Linked DNA regions of Homo sapiens: region 2 is linked to region 1. Evidence: read pairs that join two places in POLR2A ChIA-PET (ENCODE). Cell type or tissue: Caco-2. All regions are shown on one strand. Each heading gives the region's core, and the rest is flanking DNA. Links, peaks and the distances in the headings are about the cores only. Region 1 has its middle 2.9 kb from the start of CCDC8. Region 2 overlaps HIF3A (hypoxia inducible factor 3 subunit alpha).

What was found. ChIA-PET counts read pairs that join two places held together with the same protein. Peaks named below come from ENCODE experiments on the same cell type or tissue, not always from the same donor. Only the 100,000 strongest peaks of a DNase experiment are listed, where the experiment ranks them.
Region 2: POLR2A ChIA-PET joins it to region 1 with 8 read pairs; 8 of 35 experiments call an interaction of 5 or more read pairs at or near these places.

What each region holds. Positions count from the first base shown.
Region 1 is chr19:46,415,003-46,417,902 of GRCh38, forward strand. No RefSeq gene overlaps it. Among named protein-coding and RNA genes, the nearest start is that of CCDC8, 2.9 kb to the left of the region's middle. RefSeq lists enhancers at 1-269, 270-1,102 and a silencer at 1,529-1,618. In Caco-2, for the core only: no CTCF peak of the experiment used is centred there; a DNase peak (open chromatin) is centred at 1,589; H3K4me3 peaks cover 1,043 bases.
Region 2 is chr19:46,302,804-46,305,703 of GRCh38, forward strand. It overlaps HIF3A (hypoxia inducible factor 3 subunit alpha), which reads left to right. Exons shown (of 15, transcript NM_152795.4): 2 at 1,095-1,285; 3 at 2,442-2,587. Among named protein-coding and RNA genes, the nearest start is that of HIF3A, 7.2 kb to the left of the region's middle. RefSeq lists enhancers at 337-920, 921-1,504. In Caco-2, for the core only: no CTCF peak of the experiment used is centred there; DNase peaks (open chromatin) are centred at 688 and 1,428; H3K4me3 peaks cover 1,077 bases; H3K27me3 peaks cover 115 bases.

The DNA of each region.
Region 1 (2,900 bases), core at 297-2,796:
AAAAAAAAGAAAGAAAGAAAGAAAAAAAAGAATCAAGATGTGAACCAATGCTAGTCGCATTCGGCCGGGAGCTCGGTTCTTGAGACGCGAGTCTACCGAAGCTCCCGCCAGTTGAGAGGCGAGTCTGCCGAAGCTCCCGGCCGAAAAAGCCAAATCCTTCCTTAACCCAGTGTCTGAGGGGTTTTGTCCGTGGCTCCTCCTGCTACAGGACATGCGACTAGCATTGGTCCACATCTTTGGAACCAGGCATCCAGAGACATGTTGAATAGGCCTCGTTGTTAGGAACCCTCAGAGGTACATGGTAAGGCCAGTGCCATCAATCATCTTTTTACAGACGGTGAAACTGAGGCTGGTCTGAAGTTGCACAGCTCTGAGTGGTGGATCTAATATAATATTAGAACCAGATCTTGGGCACTAGCATTTAAAACACTAGCTGACGCTAAAGACACAGCTAATCCCCTTCTCCTAAATGTGTTGCACCATTTAACCACTTAGCAGCCACAATACTTGCAGCCACTCTTGCCTGGATGTGTACAAAGCCCCCTCACTGGGCTTCCCGCCTCCCCATCACTGCTTGCAATCCAGGCCCCATCCAGAAGCTGGGGGCATCTTTTAAAAACTTAGGTCCGATCTGTCTCTACTCTTTTGAAAATTCTCCATCTCAGGCTGGGCGCCGTGGCTCACGCCTTTAATCCAGCACTTTGGGAGGCTGAGGCGGGCGGATCACCTGAGGTCCGGAGTTTGAGACCAGCCTGGTCAACATGGCAAAACCCCATCTCTACTAAAAAATACAAAAATTGCCGGGCGCGGTGGCTCACGCTTGTAATCCCAGCATTTTGGGAGGCTGAAGCGGGTGGATCACCTGAGGTCAGAAGTTTGAGACCAGCCTGGCCAACATGGTGAAACCCCGCCTCTACTAAAACTACAAAACTAGCCTGTCTTGGTGGCGCATGCCTGTAATCCCAGCTACTCCGGAGGCTCAGGCAGGAGAATCGTTTGAATCCGGGATTCAGAGGTTGCAGTGAGCTGAGACCGTGCCATTGCACTCCAGCCTGGGCAACAAGAGCGAAACTCCGTCTCAAAAACAAACAAACAAAAAAAAGAAACGAACAAAAATATAAGAATTAGCCGGGCATGGTGACACATGCCTGTAATCCCAGCTACTGGGGAGGCTGAGGCAGAAGAATCGCTTGAACTGGGAGGCGGAGGTTGCAGTGAGCCAAGATCGCGCCACTGCCCTCCACCTTGGGCGACAGAGCGAGACTCCGTCTCAAATAAATAAATAAATGTGATCTTATTTAACTCATAAAGGAACCAGGCAAATTTTTAAAGAGGGAACGGAGGAAAAAGAGACGGGCCAGAGGGAAAGAAAAGATGTGGGGGCTTAGGGGACGTTAAGGTCTCAGCGAGCGGCCTGTTCACAATTACCGGCTTATTCAGGTTGTTTTTCTCTTGCAGAGCCAGGTCGTTGGGCTTCGCTGGATTTTTCTCCTCTTTCTCCCTGGCTCAGTCCCAGCCGCCGCGCTCAGCCCCCGGGCCTCCCGCGGCCCCGCCCCTCGCCTCCCCCTTCGCACAGTTTGTGGCCTCCGCAGTCCGGCGGTCTCCATGGCAACCACGGGACGCGCTCCTCCGCGCGGATCAAAACTAAGCGGGTGGGGCGGAGGCGGAGGCGAGGCTGCAGGGAGATGGTGGGGGTGGGGGCGCCACGGAGGACGAGGGCAGGAGCTCCTCTTTTCTGCCCCTGGTGCCTCCCTTAGGCCTCATCCCCAAAGCCAGCTTCCCTGAAAAGCTGTTTGTAGAAACCAAAAAATGAAAAATCCTAAGGACACCTAGGTTTCAGGAATGCTGATTAAAGAATCGCAAGTCTGAGGGCTCATGACAGTGCCTTCCAAGTGGTGACCTCGCAGATGAGACGTTTGGGTTTTGTAGTCATAAAAGGGCTTTCGTTTTGTTTGTTTGTTTTGTTTTTTGTTTGTTTTTCTTTTTTTATTTGGTGGGGGAGCAGGGAGCGGCGCAAGGAGGATAATCTAAGAAATGAAAATCCCAAATGTTCCATATTTTTGCAAAAATCGTCAACCTCCGGCCGGGGGCGGTGACTCATGCCTGTAATCCCAGCACTTTGGGAAGCCAAGGCAGGAGGATCGCTTGAGCCCAGGAATTGGAGACCAGCCTGGGCAACATAGCGAGACTCCGGTCTCCACAAAAAATTTAAAAATTAGCCGAATATTATGGTGTGCGCCTGTGGTCTGAGCTACTCGGGAGACTGAGGTGGGCCTATCGCTTGAGCCCGGGAGGTCAGGGCTGCAGGAAGCGGAGATCGCCCATCTGCACGCCAGCCTGGGCAACAGAGCGAGACTCCATCTCAAAAAAAAAAAAAATTGCCAGCCCCTGAACGGTTCAGCTGTGGGTGTTTTTAATTGCACAGATCTCTGGCAGGTGAGACCCTTCTCCAGCCATCACAGAATAAAATAATAAAAACGAGAACTGTAGCCTCACTTTTGCATTTGTTTAAAATAAATGGAAAGTTGGAAAAGAATGGGGAAGAGAAACAAAACACGGCTGAAATCCCTCTACCCAGCTACATTTTGTTGCCATTTAAAAAAAAAATGGGACACGCGGGCCAGGGGCAGTGGCTCAAGCTTGTAATCCAAGCAATTTGGGAGGCCTACGCGGGCGATCGCCTGAAGTCAGGAGTTCGAGACCAGCCTGGCCAATATGATGAAACCCCACCGTCTCTACTAAAAGTACAAAAATTAGCTGGGCACGATGGCAGGCGCCCGTAATCTCAGCTACTAGGGAGGCTGAGGCAGGAGAATCGCTTGAACCTGGGAGGCACAGGTTGCAGTGAGCTGAGGTGGTGCCACTGTACTCCAGCTTGGGCAACAGAGTAACACCCTGTC
Region 2 (2,900 bases), core at 253-2,752, 110 kb before region 1:
ACTGAGTCTGCAGTGAGCCATATTCATGCCATTGCACTCCAGCCTGGGCAACAGAGCGACAGCCTGTCTCAAAAGAAAAGAAAGAAAAGAAAAGAGAAACTTTGGGTTCAGAAAGACCTGGAGTTTGAATTTGAAGACAGTGGCAGAAACAGGGAGAAGAGCTAAAATTCTGGACATAAATCCAGGCCCATAGAGATAGAGAAAATTTGAGAATTTAGGTAGACCATTGTTTAAAGGCAGGCTTCCCTATTTGTGGGCAGGCACTGCACCTCTCTGAGCCTCGGTGTCCTCATCTGTTCAATGGGACGTTATCAACTTCCTTCTGGGTGGCCTGAGCATTAGGCGGGTTAATATAAGTTTCGCACTTGGCACTGGGAGTGACAAAATAGTAAAAGCTGGATAAGTGGCAGATATTTCTGATAAAACGACACTTATTCTTCCAACCCCACATGCAAAATGTAGGTATCTGAAGTGGATTACAGGGCAGGGTGAGTGGTAAACAGAACAGGTTGCTTTGCTGTGTCACCCTGGCGGGTCCCTGCCCCTCTTAGGGCCCCTGTTGGTGGTTCATCGTTAGACTTTGAGATCTATGTTCCAAGATTCACAGGACGGCTCAGTTGAGGGAAAAGGGCAGAGGAGGTGATTCTGGGAAACTGCAGGGCAGGGGGCCTGGGAGGCTGTAGGCCTCTCCTTCGTGGGCCCTCCCTCCTCTGGCCCCTGGCCAGCTCAGCCAGCCCCCTCCCAGCAGGGGCCCTCCCTGTCCCCCAGGCGTCCCTAGCCTGGGAAATAAACTGCAGATAAGTCAGGGAGGGGACAGAGCGGCCCTAGGCGCGCCACAGAGAGGAGCGAGGCGCCAGAGGCACCATGGACTGGCAAGACCACAGGTAAAATCAGGGCTAGGAAGGGCTCCACAGTGTAGCCCTTCCAGGCCCAGGGAGCGCCGCGAACTCGACAGGGCCACACATCGAGGCCTGCGCAGCCGCGGCCCAGCACTCCACGAGCCCCGGCCCCACGTGGCAGCTCCCCACGTGCTCGTCCCGTCCTCCTTTTCTCTTTCCCGAGTCACCACCAGTGAATGCTGCCCATGCCCTCAGGTCGACCACGGAGCTGCGCAAGGAAAAGTCCCGGGATGCGGCCCGCAGCCGGCGCAGCCAGGAGACCGAGGTGCTGTACCAGCTGGCTCACACGCTGCCCTTCGCCCGCGGCGTCAGCGCCCACCTGGACAAGGCCTCTATCATGCGCCTCACCATCAGCTACCTGCGCATGCACCGCCTCTGCGCCGCAGGTGAGCCCCGCCCGCGGGAATTCCCGTCTTGGTCAGGCCCCGCCCACGGAAAAAAACTACATCCCAGGGAGGCCCCTCCTCCGGGAAGCCTTATTCTGACAAAGCCCCGCCCCCTGGTGTCGTTTTTTTCGGCGGAGCCCCACCCCCCTGGAATCGACTTCCCCGGGGAGGCCCCGCCCCCTTTGAGTTCCTGGCCTGCTGGGAGTCCCGCCCCCCTCGAAGTCTATCACTTGTGAGGCCCCGCCCCTGGAACGCGCCCTTTGGAAGCCCCGCCTCCTTAGGACTCAGAAAATCCGCTAACCCTTCAACTCTTACGATTTGGTCCTCTAGGAGACTCTCCCAGATGGATAGGCCCTGGTCTCTCATAATATATCCACTGGGAGGCTGCGCCGCCCAACTTTTCGTTACTGTATCTGAGAGTCCCTTGTCCCTTCCCCACCCCTCTAGTTCTACATCACTTGTTCTCTTAGTAGGCATCTCCTTGAATTTCTACCCAGTTAGAATTGCATCCTGCAGCGGGCTTTGCCACGCACGTGCACGCGCGCGTGCACACACACACATACACTCACACATAAACCCCGTGGAATCCCAGGACCCTGAAAGCGGGGGAAGTAGCGTTATTCTCTGGGAGGCTCTGTCCATTTGACTTCCCTGCCCCATAGAATTTTACTTTTCTTGGAGGCTTTACCCCCTTAGAAGTCTGTTCCCTGGGAGTCCCTTCTTCTCTAGAGTTCTGTCCCTCTGGAAGGTCCTGCCCTCCATGAGTTTGAACCCCTTCGAGGCTTCCCCCTCATCTCTATATTACAATTCCCCTTAGGCCCTGGCCCCTTCATATTTTGACCCTGGGGAGTTCCATCCACTTAGAATTCTGTCCTCCTAGGAGGCCCACCCACATCCTTAGAATTCTGTTCCCTTGGGAGACTCCTACTTCCTTAGAATTCTGCCACCCTGGGAGGCCCTGCTTCTAATTCCAGTGCTTCTTGGTCCTGCTTTCTTCCTTGGGAATCCAGGCCACTAGGATGTACCCCCACTTCCTTGGGGGTGCATGTAAGTTTCTCTGAATGAGGAAAGGCAGAGGGAGGCTAGCCCAGGGTCAGTCCATAATTCAGACCATAACTGACTAGAGATGCCCCCATCCCCCTGCCCCGGGCACCAGGGGAGTGGAACCAGGTGGGAGCAGGGGGAGAACCACTGGATGCCTGCTACCTGAAGGCCCTGGAGGGCTTCGTCATGGTGCTCACCGCCGAGGGAGACATGGCTTACCTGTCGGAGAATGTCAGCAAACACCTGGGCCTCAGTCAGGTGAGAGGAGCTCCTTGCTCTGTGCCTGGCCCTGTACTGGTGATGCTGGGGATACAGTGGTGACCAGGACAGCCATAGCCCTACCTTTATGGGACTCACAATACAAAGGGGATATAGGTATGTCACTAGACAGGAAGACCCAGAATGGTCAGGGCTGGGATGGGACAGTCTAGGGGGCTGTGAGAGCACAGGGGTGGGGTGTACCTGACCCAGCCTGAGTGGGAATGGAGGGCTTCCTGGAGGAGAAGATATCTGAGCTGAAATCTGAAGAACTTAGCCGGTCAAAGGGTATGGAGAATGGATGGGATCAGTG